2 separate regions of the Homo sapiens genome follow, and region 1 is linked to region 2. Evidence: chromatin loops called from intact Hi-C (ENCODE). Cell type or tissue: dorsolateral prefrontal cortex. All regions are shown on one strand.

What was found. A loop is a pair of places that touch in the nucleus more often than their neighbours do. Peaks named below come from ENCODE experiments on the same cell type or tissue, not always from the same donor. Only the 100,000 strongest peaks of a DNase experiment are listed, where the experiment ranks them.
Region 1: a loop joins it to region 2, with 8 times the contacts of the local background. A loop is called at or near these places in 25 of 110 quality-filtered maps.

Annotation. Positions count from the first base shown.
Region 1 is chr12:119,410,309-119,418,308 of GRCh38, reverse strand. All of the region lies in intron 1 of CCDC60 (coiled-coil domain containing 60), which reads right to left. All of the region lies in intron 2 of PRKAB1-AS1 (PRKAB1, TMEM233 and CCDC60 antisense RNA 1), which reads left to right. Among named protein-coding and RNA genes, the nearest start is that of CCDC60, 80 kb to the right of the region's middle. In dorsolateral prefrontal cortex, CTCF peaks have their summits at 4,739 and 4,947 (motif pointing right); a DNase peak (open chromatin) is centred at 4,928; H3K4me3 peaks cover 497 bases.
Region 2 is chr12:118,400,959-118,408,958 of GRCh38, reverse strand. SUDS3 (SIN3A corepressor complex component SDS3) reads right to left here. Exons shown (of 12, transcript NM_022491.3): 8 at 7,139-7,200; 9 at 6,955-6,976; 10 at 5,442-5,547. Among named protein-coding and RNA genes, the nearest start is that of SUDS3, 28 kb to the right of the region's middle. RefSeq lists an enhancer at 3,912-3,961. In dorsolateral prefrontal cortex, CTCF peaks have their summits at 3,637 and 3,841 (motif pointing left); a DNase peak (open chromatin) is centred at 3,868; H3K27ac peaks cover 3,173 bases.

The DNA.
Region 1 (8,000 bases), 1.0 Mb before region 2:
ACTATGAAGGAGAATGTCCTTCGGTAATACATGCTGAAGTGTTTAGGTGTGAAGTGTCTGTAACTGACTTTCAAGAGGCTCAGCTTAAAAAATTGTAAATATACACACATATTATATATATAGTACATACATACATATATACACACATGTATGCATACATACATACATATGAAAAATATGGAAACATGTTAAAAACATGACAAAAAGATAACATTGTGAATTTAAGTTAAGGGTATTTGACTGCCTGTTGTACTATTTTTGCAAACTTTCTGTAGGTTTGGAATCTTCTACAATCTTTTACAAGTTAGGGAAAAAATATGAAGTGACTGAAACCCCAGTTTCAGGTTTTCCTTTGCTGCAGTTAATTTGCTTGGGTCTTCCGTAAATGTCAGTGAAGCAGGACTGCCTTATGGAAGCCGTGCTTTGGGAATAAAGGAAGGGTCTGGGCTTCTTGCTGACATTCAGGGTGGGAGCTTGGATGAAGTTGGGAAACAAAGGTAGGACCCATGCCCCTGAGGCTGGAGAAATTGTGGCCCAGCAGAACCTACAAGTCACCACCTGTCATAGTTTTTTGGTTGATTTGTTTGTTTTGGCTAAGTGTTGAGGCCCTGGCTATGTCAGTACCTCTTCTTGAGGACTTAATTAAGGTCACACCTTAACCACTTCCTTTACTGGGCTCTCTGGGGCCACTATGCACCTGCTCAGGACCAGGTACTAGTTAAATAACTAGGGGGACAGAGCCTGATTGTATCTAATAGAGCAGAAGTAACTCCATAAAAGGAAATTGGGTGCTCTGGGAAGGAGGATTGTATGCCTGCCTGTCAGCCAAAAGCCAATAAAAGAGATAAAGTAAGAGAAAAAGGAAAAAGGGGGGTAGAAAGAAAAATCTTGCTGATGTATTCCAAAAAGTAAAGATAAACCATTTCCTCCTCCAGGCAACATCCCAGGCTGGTTAACAAGATCTCTCTTCCTCAGGATGACTGAAGTTTGGGACCAAATCGCTATTTGTTGTGGGGGATTTTCTTGTACATCATACAATGTAGCATCTCTCCTGCAAGTTACAACAATAAAAATGTCTCCAGACATTGCCAAGTGTCCTCTGGGAAGCAGAATCACCCTCAATTGAGAACACTACTGAGTTAAACTTTGATGAGGGGAGGGGTGGGAATGTTCTTTTTTTCTTTTTTTTAGACAGAGTTTCGCTCTTGTTGCCCAGGCTGGAGTGCAATGGCGCGATCTTGGCTCACTGCAACTTCTGCCTCCAGGTTTAAGCAATTCTCCTGCCTCAGCCTCCCAAGTAGCTAGGATTACAGGCATGTGCCACCATGCCCGAATAATTTTGTATTTTTTTGTATAGATGGGGTTTCACCATGTTGGTCAGGCTGGTCTCAAACTCCTGGCCTCAGGTGATCTGCCCATCTCAGCCTCCCAAAGTGCTGGGATTACAGGCATGAGCCACGTCGACCGGCCGGGAATCTCTTTATAAAGACTCCATTCTAAATCCTGGCCCAACCCTTGATTTGTGGGGAAATTTTTGAAAAAACTCAGGGCACCTGAAAGAAAAAGATAACCAGCAAAATAAGCATTCTATTTAATGCCATGCAATTTATCTGTTCTTCAGTCCTGCTTCAGGCTGGAGCCCTCTTCCCACCTATAGAGTTGTTTTGAAGTAAAAAAAAATCTATTGAGCTGTGTGAGGAAAGCTGTAATCAGCAGGGATTTTTTTCCCCTTCCTAAAGATTCCAATTTTTCTGTGTAAGTTCTATTTGTTCTTTGTGTAAGGGCCTCAGTAATAAAGAACTTCATTTTCTACCCTTGATGGCCATTTTGAATGTAGCTGGATATTCCTCACTGGAGTGTGTTCATGAATGAGACCTCCCTGTTTGTCCCACAGCAGACACTGCCTTATTATTATTATCATTATTATTTGAGACAGAGTCTTGCTCTTGTTTCCCAGGCTGGAGTGCAATGGTGTGATCTCGGCTCACTGTAACCTCTGCCTCCTGGGTTCAAGCAATTCTCCTGCCTCAGCCTCCTGAGTAGCTGGGATTACAGGCATGCAACACCTCGCCCGGCTAATTTGTATTTTTAGTAGAGATGGGTTTCTCCATGTTGGTCAGGCTGGTCTCGAACTCCTGACCTCAGGTGATCCGCCTGCCTTGGCCTCCTAGAATGCTGGGATTACAGGCGTGAACCACTACGCCTCGCCAACACTGCCTTATTTAATCCTCATGCCAACCCTATAAGGAATCCTTATTCCTGTTTTCCTGGAAAGGAAACCCAGTATCTGAGAGGTTAAGTCAATTATTCAAGGTCACAGAGACAGGAAGTGGGAGAGCTCAGTACCCTCCAATCCTTGATACCCTCCCCTCCCCTTATCTAATCCAGGGATCAGCAAACTACAGCCTGCAGCTGGCTTTTGTATATTACAGTTTTATTGGGCACAGTCACACCCATGTGCTTATTACTGTCTGTGGATGTTTTCCTGTTATAACAGCGAAGTTTAGTAGTTATTTCAGAGGCTGCACAGCCTAGAATGTTACCATCTGGCCCTTTCCAGAAAAAGTTTACTAAGCCCTGAGCTAATTTACCAAGTTGTTGACTTTGCTTCCTAGAGAGCTCTCCAGTCTTTTCCCTCCATTGTCTTCCCACCAGTGTCATTCCCACGCTGCTGCAAGCCACCTGGACAACAGACACAGCCTCCGATGACCTCTCTCCTCCATTCTTGTTTTCCTTGTCCATTGTCCACATAGCTGACCCTTCCAAAATGCACACCCAATCCCATGACTCCATTGCCTAAAATTTTCCTTATTGTTTTTAGACTAAAGTCCAAAATCCTTGATGGGAACTACACAGCTCTGTGATCTAGCTCCTGCCTTCAGTGTGATCTTGCATTGCTCCACTGTCCTGATCTCTATGGTCTAGCCAGTGAGCCTCCCTTAAGTGTCTTGCTCATTCTGATCACAGGGTCTTTGCACCTGCTGCCCTTTTTTCCTAGGATGCTTTTGTGCTATCAGTTCACTTTCAATTTGTTAGCTGTGGTTTATCCTTTAACTCTTTGCTGTGATGCATTCCTTGGTCTCTGTAAGCCTGGCAGGCTGTCATATAAGGATGCACAGGTTGGACGCTGCACAACTCTGGAGAGATACACTATTTGCATTTTAGTCTAAGTGAATGGAATCTCCCTTTAATCAGTGAGTGGAAAAAAAGGTGAGGCTAAGTCACCGAAACTGACAAATTATTGAAGAATTGCTACACATCAGCACTGTGCTAAGCATTTTGCATTATCAATCTCATTTACTTCTTCCAACAAACCAATGAGATGGTTATTAAAAAATAACTGTCCCTTTTACAGAAGGAGAAATGGAAGAATAGATGAAGTTGTTCAAGGTTACACAATTGGTCAGTGGTCAGAACCAGGATGAGAACCCTGGTCTTCCTGCATTTAAAACTAGGTTTCAGGCCAGGTGTGGTGGCTCATGCCTGTAATCCCAGAACTTTGGGAGGGCAAGATGGATCAGTTGAGGCCAGGCGTTTGAGACCAGCCTGGGCAACATAGTGAGACCTCTCTCTCTACAAAAAACAAAACAATTAGCTGGACATGGTGGCATGCACCTGTAGCCCTTGCTACTCAGGAGGCTGAGGCAGGAGGATCACTTAAGCTCGAGAGTTTGAGGTTGTGGTGAGCTATGATTGCACCATTGCACTCCAGCCTGGGCAACAGAGTAAAACTCTGTCTCTAAAAACAAAACAAAATGAAATAAAAACAAAAACCAAAACAAGACAAAAAACTTGAGTCCTCAGCCATTAAGCCTCCCTGAAAATTCAGTCTTCCCATCCTTTGAACTGGAAGGAAAGACATTATTCCACTATTTTCTTTCTTAAATCCTTCCTGTTTTTAAAGAAGGGTTTGCTGAGAAGGAAGGTGAGTATGAAGAGGGTTGAGGGAGACACACAGTGAGGATGGCTCCAGCTAATAAAGACAAGAGTGGCCGGGCGTGGTGGCTCACACCTGTAATCCCAGCACTTTGGGAGGTTGCGGCAGGCAGATCTCTTGAGGTCAGGAGTTAGAGACCGGCTTGGCCAACACGGTGAAATCCCCTCTCTTCTACAAAGAAAAGAAGTAGCTGGGTGTGGTGGTGCGTGCCTGTAATCCCAGCTACTTGGGAGGCTGAGGGAGAAGAATCGCTTGAACCCAGGAGGCAGGGGTTGTGGTTAGCCAAGATCGCACCACTGCACTCCAGCCTGGGTGACAGAGTGAGATACCATCTAAAAAAAAGCAAACCAGAGTGATAGACAGTGCAGGGTTAGGAGGGGGCCTGGGAGAAGAGGTGAGGGAGGGGGAACTGACATCCAGAAAAGAACCCACAAGCAGCTAAAGGACTGTATTATTGTTTTTTCCTGTGTGAGGTGCAATGTAACCTTCTCCCTCTCTTCTGTGAACCCTTCAGTAAAATCCCCATTACGCACTGGCACATATGGAGTGGGGACTGCTCTCTGAGGGGCTTGAGGAGCCAGGCCCCAAGGTGGGCTGGGGGAGCAGAGGTGGACAAGGGACGGATTCAGGAGAAAAGAATGTGGAGTCGGAATCCCCTCTCCATGCACCACACCTGCGTGACCCGAAGAAAGTCATCTCTTGTGTACCTCCGGGCTCCCACCTGGCACTGCCTAATCTTCATGCAGGGGCCATGAGGATGCTGAGAGGCCCACTTGGTACACAGGGCTTTGTGAACCAAAACAAGCCAAGGAAATGTCACTATTACTCTCACTATACCAGGAGTACCTGTAGTTTATACACATTGAATCAATTATGAGCTATGAATGAAAAATATAACTTGTGTGAGATCACGAAAATGTTCCCCCCGCGATGCCTTAAGGGCCGAGCAAGACTGTCAGTGACCCGATGGTCAGCAAAAGTAGCGATGCAGCGATATAACAGTAGGTGGCGCTAGATGCCATAGCTTTCAATCAAGTCCTGGTTTCTTTTAATCTCTTTCTCTGCCTCCCTCTTCTCTCACTTGATTGAAATGGAAATTGGCTGCCAGCATCAATGAGCCCCCAGCAGCCCTGAGACTGAGCTGGCATGCCAACAGCCAATGTGTTATCCACCCAGTTAAAAAAATTAATCAAATGCATTAATCTCATAAGCTCTTTTGAAAGACTAGGTATGAGGGGCCAGCAGTCCAGCTGTCAGACCCTGGGAGCTAATGGGAATCTGTACGATGGGCTAGCGGCTGCTGTTCAAAGTCCTGGAGGAGCTTCAGGAAACAGGAGCCCCGGGATGTGACAACCACTCTATTCTGTATCGTGAACCTTGCAAATGGCGTGTCTGGAAATGCGGGAGGCTTGAGATGGCAAATGGGCTCCAATCTGAGCGCTAGCTTCAATCTACCCACGAGTAGTCATTCTGTCTGGAGTGTCCTCCAGTCCAGTCTTATCAGAAGAAGTATCTGTGATTGATTAGCAATGTCTGCCACAGACCCAGTAAGGAACAGCAGCATCAATGTGCCCCATTACCATTCCTGCATGGGGGGGTGGGGGGGGGTGGGGGGCTTTACCTGTCTTTTCTCATTAAATATTCACAGCCACTCCAAAAGTTGATAGCATGATTATCTCTATTTTCTGATTAAGAGAACCGAGACCCAGAGAAGTTAAATAACTTGCCAGAGGTCACCCAGCGAGTGAGTGAGGGCTAGAACCAGAAGTTTAAACGTATCCTGTTGGCTGCAGGGCTCTGTTTATTGCATATTACACCACAGTTTACTTCCTTTCTTGGAAATGAAAAAATTTATTTGGCAATTCATCCTGGATAAATGAAACAAAGAGTGACCTAAGAAAGTATCCTTTCATATTGCCAATGTCCTGATAAGAAGGATGTGTGTTGGTGGTTAAGCCCCCAAGTGGCTTCCATCCGTTTTCTCTCTCCCTGGAAGAAGATAAAGTTGACATCTCTGCAACAATCAAGTGAACCCCCTGAAGGTCCAAAGAAACACAGCCTCCCATTGGCTAATAACTTTTAACCTCATTTTTTTTTTTTAATGTGAAGAGCAGAAGCAGAGCTGAGCTTAAGCCACTGGTGAAAGAGAAAAGAGCCAAGATTCAGGAGAGCTGCTTGGGGCTGGATGAAGCTTGACTCTTGGGCTGAGCTTTAGTGTGACACCAGAGATGCTGGGATATGAATTCTACAATGCTGTCCCCTGGATGCCATTCGATGGAAATTTACATGGATTACCTTTTGAGGCTCAGTGAGGGGCAAGAGCAGCTCACATATTTCTTAAATATCTATTAGGAGTTAGAAAATATCTGAGGATGTGGTGCTGAACAAGGGGCCATCCTTTCCTCAGGGATCTGGTGGTCTAGTAGGAGACACTTAACTACAATGTAGGAAAGTGCAGGCATCAAACCGTGTGGGGGCTGGAAGGGTTGTTGGCAGCGATTCAGACTGTGCTGAACACAAAACTTGGGGGAAAGGGTGTATCGGGGCTCAGAACATGATACCCCAAAACATGGTGCCTTGGCATGCTAAGTATTTTGGATGGAAAGAGATGGGAACAGGCTCAGAAACAAGGTCTCTCTGACTTTCTTTCCACCTCTCCTCTTTCTCTCCCGAGAAGGTCATAGAAACTGGAATTTCTCACCCCCAAGGTGAGAACCAGCTCTGTCTGGTTCCTTCTGTCTGAAACACCTATAGGGCAGAAAAAGTAAAACCTTTTACCTCACCCATCACAAGGGTCTTGGATGACATCACCATAACAAAAGACATATTAATGAGAGAAAAGCATAACAATTTTTTTCTTTTTTTGAGATGGAGTCTCGCTCTGTTGCCCAGGCTGGAGTCCAGTGGTGTGATCTCGGCTCACTGCAGCCTCCGCCTCCCGGGTTCAGAACATGAACGAGGCTTTTCACCCCCAAGCTGGCTCACAGAAACTAGAATTTCGCTCTCCCAAAGCAAGCCATAAAACCTAGAAAGGCTACTGTCTGGCCTCCTCCCTTCCATCCTGATGGTTCTATGTGACATGTTTCTGGTCCCATACCTGGGGGAAAAATGTCTTACAGAGACACAGAAAAGAATCTGAACAAACATGCCTTCCTAAGCACACCTCCCCTTAGGTTTACTACCTTTAGATAACACCCCTTTTTGTCCAATCACGTTTCTCTACAACTATCCACTCTTCTCATCAGACTTAGCATAAAAACACAGTTTTCCCTTGGTCTTTGGGTCTCCATTTCTGAAGGCTCCCATGTTATGTAAAACTTCGGTTAAAAAAATAAATGTGGCCGGGCGCAGTGGCTCATGCCAGTAATCCCAGCACTTTGGGAGGCTGAGGTGTGGGGATCACTTGAGGCCAGCCTAGCCAACATGGCAAAACCCTGTCTCTACTAAAAAAAAATACAAAAATTAGCTGAGTGTAGTGGTGCGTGCCTGTAGTCCCAGCTACTCAGAAGGCTGAGGCAGGAGAATTGCTTGAGCTGGGGAGGCAGAGGCTGCAGTGAGCTGAGATCGCGCCACCGCACTGCAGCCCGAGTGACAGAGCGAGACTCTGTCTCAAAAAAAATTGTTATGCTTTTCTTTCATTAATACGTCTTTTGTTATGGGGATATCATCCAAGAACTGTGATGGGTGAGGTAAAGGGTTTTACTTTTTCTGCCCTATAGGTGTTTCAGACAGAAGGAACCAGAAGGAGCTGGAATGGTTGGAATGCAGAGTATGGGATGTGTGTGTGTGCCTGTGTGTGTGTGTGTATTGGGGTGTGGTGATGAAGGTTTTCCTGATGTCACGAGGCAGGAGAGAACATTCCTGAAGCTGGTAATGCTGTTGAGAAGCCATTTCGGCAAAATCAGCTTAGGGGTGAGGGCCCAGTGAAGGACTGAAGATGGAGCACTGAGTTTTCTGTCATTTCATTTTTTATTACTTTAGTTTTTTTAAAGCAAGTAGTATTTTCAAATGGTTTAAAAAAATGTATCAAAAGGTACATCACTTTTTAAAATGTATTACTTCC
Region 2 (8,000 bases):
TCTCTCACATCTGAGCCAGCTCTCCTATGTAAACAGTCATGTCTTGAGTAATGGTTAAAATAAAAATACAGAGGGAGAATACTCACAGTTGTTCTAAAGGGACTGTAAGTTATTAAAGAGATAAAGACACAAAACAAAATGCAACTACCCTCAAGTCATTCTGATACAACTTTCTAAACACTTTAATAAAGAAAGGTCATGGATGTGGTGTAGAATATTACGAGTGTGGAAACATGCTCCATATACTGGTAGGTAAAAAAAAAAAAACCAAAAAAAACTATGTCAACTATGTTCCTGTGTTTATGATAAAACATACACATGTTACAGCTGGGTGCAGTGGCTCACGCCTGTAATCCCAGCACTGCGGGAGGCCGAGGTGGGTGGATCACTTGAGGTCAGGAGTTCAAGACCAGCCCGACCAACATGGTGAAACCCCCATCTCTACTAAAATTACAAAAATTAGCCAGCATGGTGGTGTGCGCTTGTAATCCCAGGTACTCGGGAGGCTGAAGCACAAGAATTGCTTGAACCCAGGAGGCAGGGACTGCAGTGGGCTGAGATCATGCCACTGCACTCCAGCCTGGCTGGAAGAACGAGACTCTGTCTCAAAAAAAAAAAAAAAACTGGCCAGGTATGGTGGCTCATGCTTGTAATCCTAGCACTTTGGGAGGCCAAGGTGGGTGGATTGCCTGAGCTCAGGGGTTCGAGACCAGCCTGGGCAACAAGGTGAAACCCCGTCTCTACTAAAATACAAAAAATTGGCCAGGCGTAGTGGCTTACGCCTGTAATCCCAGCACTTTGGGAGGCCGAGGCGGGTATATCACGAGGTCAGGAGATAGAGGCCATCCTGGCGAACATGGTGAAACCCCGTCTGTACTAAAAATACAAAAATTAGCTGGGCGTGGTGGCGGGTGCCTGTAGTCCCAGCTACTTGGGAGGCTGAGGGAGAGAACAGCTTGAACTCGGGAGGCGGAGGTTGCAGTGAGCTGAGATGGCGCCACTGCACTCCAGCCTGGGTGACAGTGCGAGACTCTGTCTCAAAAAATATAAATAAATAAATAAAATACAAAAAATTAGCCAGGCATATTGGCGTGTGCCTGTAGTCCCAGCTACTCAGGAGGCTGAGGTAGGAGAATCGCTTGAACCTGGGAGGCGGAGTCTGCAGTGAGCCAAGATTGCGCCACTGCACTCCAGCCTGGGCGACAGAGCGAGACTCTGTCTCAAAAAAAAAAAAAAAACCAAAAATAACACATATACATGTTACATGTGTATCCATGTATCATATCCTCACAAAGGTCTTTTAAAGAAAACAGCTGACTCTGGAAGGCTATTCCAACAATTCTCATGAGATGCATTGTATTTTCCTTCAGTGGTACTTAGAACCCAAACCCAAGAAATTCAACTGACTTAAAAGCGAACACCCAGAGTAAACAATGCAAGCTGGTCTATTACCTCTGGGAAGTGGTCTGGAACTTGGGAATGTGGCCACCTCCCAGATCCGCCTCCTTTGGAATCACTGAATGGTGGTGGCCTGAATGTCCACCATTGGTCCCTATTTGCTCCAAAGTAGAGGTGGCCAACATGCTTCCCAAAGCAGCCAACTTCCAAACCAACTGATCACCAGGTCCCTCCTGAACCGCAGTCTCTGAGACCTTCAAGGGATCCTCATGCACTACACGATGTCTTGGGGGAACCATTATCCCTAGATACCAAATCTATTAAATTATTTGAATTCTCTGAAAAGATAAGTCCTTAGATATTAAAGTGTTCAGGGCTCATACCTGTAATCCCAGCACTTTGGGAGGCTGAGGCAGGAGGATCACTTCAGCTCAGGAGTTTGAGGACAGCCTGGGCAACATAGCAAGACCTCATCTCTACTAAAAATCAAAAAAACATTAGCCAGGCATGGTAATGGAGGACTGTAGTCCCAGCTACTCGGGAGGCCAAAGTGGGAAGATCGCTTGAGCCAGGGGGATCAAGGCTCCAGTGAGCTATGATCACACCACTGCATGCCAGCCTGGGGGACAGTGAGACCCTGTCTCAAAAAAATAAAAAATGAAGTGTTCATATGGGGGGGCGGGGGCGGTTAAAGATGAAACCAAGAAGTATGTGACAACCTTAACATAAGAATTTACTTTTTAATTTCTAAAGAAAAATCAAAGGGGGGGGAAGAAATTTAAAAATATGTTTAGATATAAAATGTGCTACGAAGCAACATCAACAGGGTAGTAAAAATGTGCGTTTTTTTTTTAGGCCAATTAACCTGTTTTACAAGCTGCAACTCAGCTGCTGAAAAAAGATATTTAAATAGCCTCAAAGACTAAGCCCCAAATGTCAAACTGACTCTATTACTTTGTAACTAATGGAAATTCTGACCTGGGAATCTCTACAATTAAGTTCTTAAAGCTTTGAACCTCTACTATTAAACCGAACAAAACTAGAAATTACCACTACTGTACTATTTTCGAAAAGCAATTTCTTAAGAAGGTGGACACAAAAGTGGGGCGAGGAGGTAGGAAAATTAATTTAATTTTGTATCCTACTGAGAATCCTGGTATTAACACTTTATTTCCCCAATAAGTGAGTCCACGTTATAGCTACAGAACCTCAAGGAGTCCCAATTCTACTGGTAAATATTCACTGTTTTAAGTCTTTTGTGTCGACCGAAGGCTGAAGGGGAAAATGCTCTTGAGCAAGTGGGTGGCTTCGTTTCTGACTCACAGGCAGCCCCAGATTTAAAACAAGGAGAGAAAAACAGAAGTCCACCCGTACCATCAATTAGTTATTTTCAAATATCAGCTACTTTTTCACAGTATTTTTTGAGAGATCATTAGTCCAAATCAAAATGTGAGGCAAATTTACATAGCATGATATAGAATGCCTTAAAAGCAGTATAAGACCAAGGCAAAGGGAAGATCCTTATCTTTCAAAATGAAAGGGAGCTTGGCAAGTATTCACACCAAGATGCGATGCCTGAATCCCATTTGTTTTGCTGAAGTCATTTAAAACTCAGGAAGACATCTTCTGCCAAAAATACGGCTGCACCAAAATACTCCATACCCTCTGGAAAGAGCATAAAGCAATGTAGCTGACCTCTCAGCCACAGGCCACGTCTGCCAAAGAAAGAAAAACAAAACCTCCAAACTGATACAAAAGCCAAACATGAGCCTGGTGAGATGGGAGAGGCTGGCACTGCACCAGTGAACACCTCAGCCAGTATTCCCAGGAACACTTTTCAATTGTCATTGGGGAAGAGGGAGACCCACCTTCAACAACTGCATTATGATCTCTGACTGCCAAGGCCAAAAATGAAAAGTATACAGAATAGAGAAAAAAAACAACATTCTCAAAGTATATTTAACAAGAGAATAAGCAATTTCAATTTCACTGAAAAAGTAAAATGCATCCAGTGACATTATTTTCTAAATTTCTGCTGTTAATGTAAGAAAGATGGTGAAAATTCCTTCAAAATGCTTAGGAGTTCTAACACATCAAATCTGATCATTTTGTTTACATTAGGAAACACCAGACATTGTGGATCTCTTCTTTAAAAAAACAAGAATTTTATTTTACTGCATTTTCACCCTCAAGACATGTCTCGTAAAGTCTGAGGATTAAGCTTAGAAAGAGGAAGATTCAAAGCAACACAATTACAAAATGAACATCACTGGAAATATCACATGGCTTTAAGACTCATAGATTTGTAAAAATGTTAGTGATAAATCTCATCATTTTCAAAGATGGTTCTTATGTGTGGGCTTGATCTTTAAAGGTTATTTGGTTTTCATTATTAGAAACATTTTTCATCTCATTTTGCCCTTCTCAGTGTTAAGCTGTTAGAGCCTGCCACCTAGTGGCGATGTGTTCTGAGACATAATGTTAAGATATAACACAAACCGACCTTTCTGAAGAATGCCAAAGAACACCAACTCAGAGGGGAAGAAGTCATCAAGATCAGCCTTAGAGATAAAGCCAGCCTCCAGCATCTACTGGGCAATTAACTCACTGCAACTTAATAGGTGGAAATGATTTACTTCGGCCATGACTAGAACCCTAAGCATTTTTGACAAGTACAATGTTATCGGGTAACCAACCTAACACAATGCTGGGTTTTTTTAAGAATTCAAAATAAATAATCATTACCCCAATTTTGGAACTTTTGGTTAGATACTGAAACTCAAAGGGTCATTATATAGCCATTATAAATGATAATGAGACACCTTACAGTAACCCAGAAAAACATTCTCAATATAACCAAACAGAAAGGCAAAGCAAACCGTATGTCCACTATGCCTTAGAATGAATAGACTATGCCTGCATATGGATAAAGAATAAAAAGAAATATATCAGAATGAAAAGACCTGAGAAATGATGGCAGTATCCATTTCATATCTAGCAGAAAGCGTAATACAGAACAGAAGAAATGTTTGTTGAATGAACAAAAGTATGAGCTTTTAAGGTTCTTTCATACTGTTTTGCCATTACCTTTCCAATGAAAAATGCTAGGCGGTCTGAACGTTTCAAAGAGTCTTCAATGTAAACCAGGAATGCAGGACACAGTGGCTCATGCCTGTAATCCCAGCACTTTGGGAGGCCAAGGCAGTAATATCATGTGAGGTCAGGAGTTCGAGACCAACCTGGCCAACATGGCGAAACCTCGTGTCTACTAAAAATACAAAAACTAGCTGGGCATGGTGGCGGGTGCCTGCAATCCCAGCTACTCGGGAGGCTGAGGCAGGAGAATCGCTTGAACCTGGAAGGCGGAGGTTGCAGTGAGCCGAGATTACGCCACTGCACTCCAGCCTGGCGACAGAGCAAGACTCCGTCTCAAAAAACAAAAAACAAACTAGGAATGTTTTAGGATACAGTTCCCCCAAGCAAGTGTCCTTGACCACTTTTGCAGCTGGATCATGTAAGAAAAAAGGGTATGTGTCATCAAAAAACATCTAATAACATCTTAGAAATTCACAGTGTACATTAGCATATCGCAGGACCCAAAGGGTACTACAAGGGAGCAACCCACTTATCTTAATTAACATGATCATCCCCCAAACTGATTTGACCACAAAATCCTTTAATCCGAAGAGCACCTATTAACCTTAGCACACAGGAGCAGAGGTAAGAGGGGTCAGAGGGGGGACATACACCCCAGCCCCAGTTGGCAGGGGTACCACACAAGATACCAGCCTGCAAATTCTAGTACAGAGACACCAGAATGGAGAAGGAAGGGGAGCAGAACATGGTTTTGGGAAACGCTGCTTTCAAAGATCCACCGGAAGTATTGATTAAATGACTGCTAATACATTTTTTAATGGGTTTCTACTTTTAGTACTATGTAAGTTTAGCAGCAGCCGTGATCTGAAATAACTACAATAGCCCCAGCCCTCTTTCCAAGTGGTTCATATGAGACTCTTACTAGTCCAGGTTTTCCCATAACATACCATCTTTTGTCATAGTACAGTTTGCCATCTTCTATCCGAGCTTCGAACCTCTGGGCTGGAGATTCCGCGGGTGTTGCAGGCAAGTGCTCAGGAGAGGATGGAGATGCTGGAGGAAACCAATACTTACGTGACTAAGAATGTAACAAACACATGCGAGTCTACCAGTTAACATGCTTTAATTGAAACACTATCAGAATGTGGTAATAATCATCACTGAGCCCTTACAGTGATAATGCATGGGATTTCAGCAAAACTCTTGTATATTCCATCTAAACTTGATCATCAAAGCAACCCTGGGAAGTAGGCAAGGCAGATTAGCCTCTCAAATGGAAGAGACACCTGGGTTTCAGGAAGATTAAGGTCAAATGTGCAAATACATAAGGTCACTTAGAGTAGGACTAAAGCCCTGGTGATCAAAGGGCAAGTATTATGAAAATCTCTTAAAAATGCAATCGTTTTCAGCAGGGTGCGGTGGCGCACACCTGTGATTCCAGCATTTTGGGAGGCTGAGGCAGGTGAATCACGAGGTCAACAGATGAGACCATCCTGGCCAACATGGTGAAACCCCATCTCTAGTAAAAATACAAAAGTTAGCTGGGTGTGGTGGCACATGCCTGTTGTCCTAGCTACTTGGGAAGCTGAGACAGGAGAATCACTTGAACCTGGGAGTCGGAGGTTGCACTGAGCCGAGTTCACGCCACTGCACTCCAGCCTGGCGACAGAGCAAGACTCCATAATCCAAAAAAAAAAAAAAGGAATCACTTAAAGAACTACTAACTTTACACTCACACAACTCCCTCACCCCTCCCCATCGTGCCTCAGAAGGTCAGGATGTCTGTGGACCGCAGTGGCCCCCAGGAAGATATTACCTAGAAAAAGAAGACTCTTGTTTTCTTCCACAAGACTCAGTAAGTAGAGGGATGTGTGAGTAATCGAGTAATCGAGTAATCATGGTGCTTTAAACAAAAAAAAGATGTCACCAATTCAGAATTCTAGTTGGCAGCTAGCACTGATGATCTCAAGTGCTGTTCCGGAAGGAACAACTATGAATACTGAGCTGGTTGGTCTCTTCTATGAACTGCGAGTCAGAGCAGCCTTGGAATGCCTTACCAGAGTCAGGCCACGAAAAGCCACGGGAGCAGAACTGCCTAGGACTTGGCTTTAGAAAGCCAGTAATACTTAAAAATCCTTCTGGTTTCATTTTCAAAAATGGATGTGTACTTAAATCTTATGCCTGATGCCTACACAGAAGGAAATCAATCAATCAATCAAATGTCTCTTTTATGATAAATCCTAAGAAAAAAATAAAAACAACAAAGCAGGGGTTATGAAAAAAAAAGAAATCAGGGAGGGGTATAGTTAAGGTCCCCTTCAGTTTTCATGATGACTACTCTTAGGCAAATGATGAACATTTCATTTTTGAAAATTGCAACCATTTCCTGACAGGTATTCACACCCTTTTCCAACAACATGATAAAAAGGTTGCACAAATGCCAACACATCATGCACTCACCTGGTCTCTTGGGTGACTTAAGCTGTAGGAAGAACAACAACAAAAAATCTTAGAGAAAATCATTTCAGGTGCAACTTCAGGTGTCAAAGGTATCATAATGATTAACAAGTAACATGTTAACAAACAAAATCAGAAAACCACAAAAGCCTGAGTTTTCAAATAAATCAAAAAAGTCAAACCGTACCTTATTTAATGTTCTCAGATCCTCCATGATCTGTTCATCTGTTAACAAATAGTTTAGCTGGGGTGTTGAGAGTTAAAGGACTGTATGTGAAAAGTACAGTTTCCAGGCAAAGAGTAATCAACACAATGGTACCAGTATTTTAGAATTTACAAAGTATGATTTTGTTAAATGATGTTTCTACAGTAACAGTTTGCTTCTTAGAAATTTATGATTCTCCTACTAAATGTCATGGTACTTCAATACATAAAAGAATTCACATCCCCCACTGCTAGGATGAGAAGGTGGAATGAGCTTCATTAGGCATCTACAATAACACAGCAAAGGAAACAGTAAAATAAGAATTTCATCATGAATGTATAAAGCGCTTTTGTTCCAAAGATCTAAAGACTTCCACACACACTCACCCAAGGTAAGGCCAATCTTCCCTCAGCAACTTAACTCCTGTTGTGAAGGAGAAGCAACCTGAAGTTATGCCCTTTCCTGATGGTACACAAATGACTAAGCCATTTTGGGCAGAGAGCTATTCACCATCTCCTCGAAAGGAACAGAAACAACGCTTCTCCATCTTTCCTGTTTCCGTTACCATTTTTATGATTAAAGGGCTGCTTTATGTCTGACTGAAATCTCATTTGCTTTAATTTAAAAACAGGTTGCAATCCACTACATTATGGACATAGATAACAGAGGTACATAAAGGTAGATATTACTGCCTTCATTTTACAGTTGGAAGGTGGAAAATTACAGGTGAAAAAATTAAGGCACATCAAGTTTTCAGATGCCCCTGAATCTTGATGTTAGCATTAAAACCAGGCTGAACTTTGCATGCAAAGCACCTTTCCAAATCACAACTCTATACATCTCT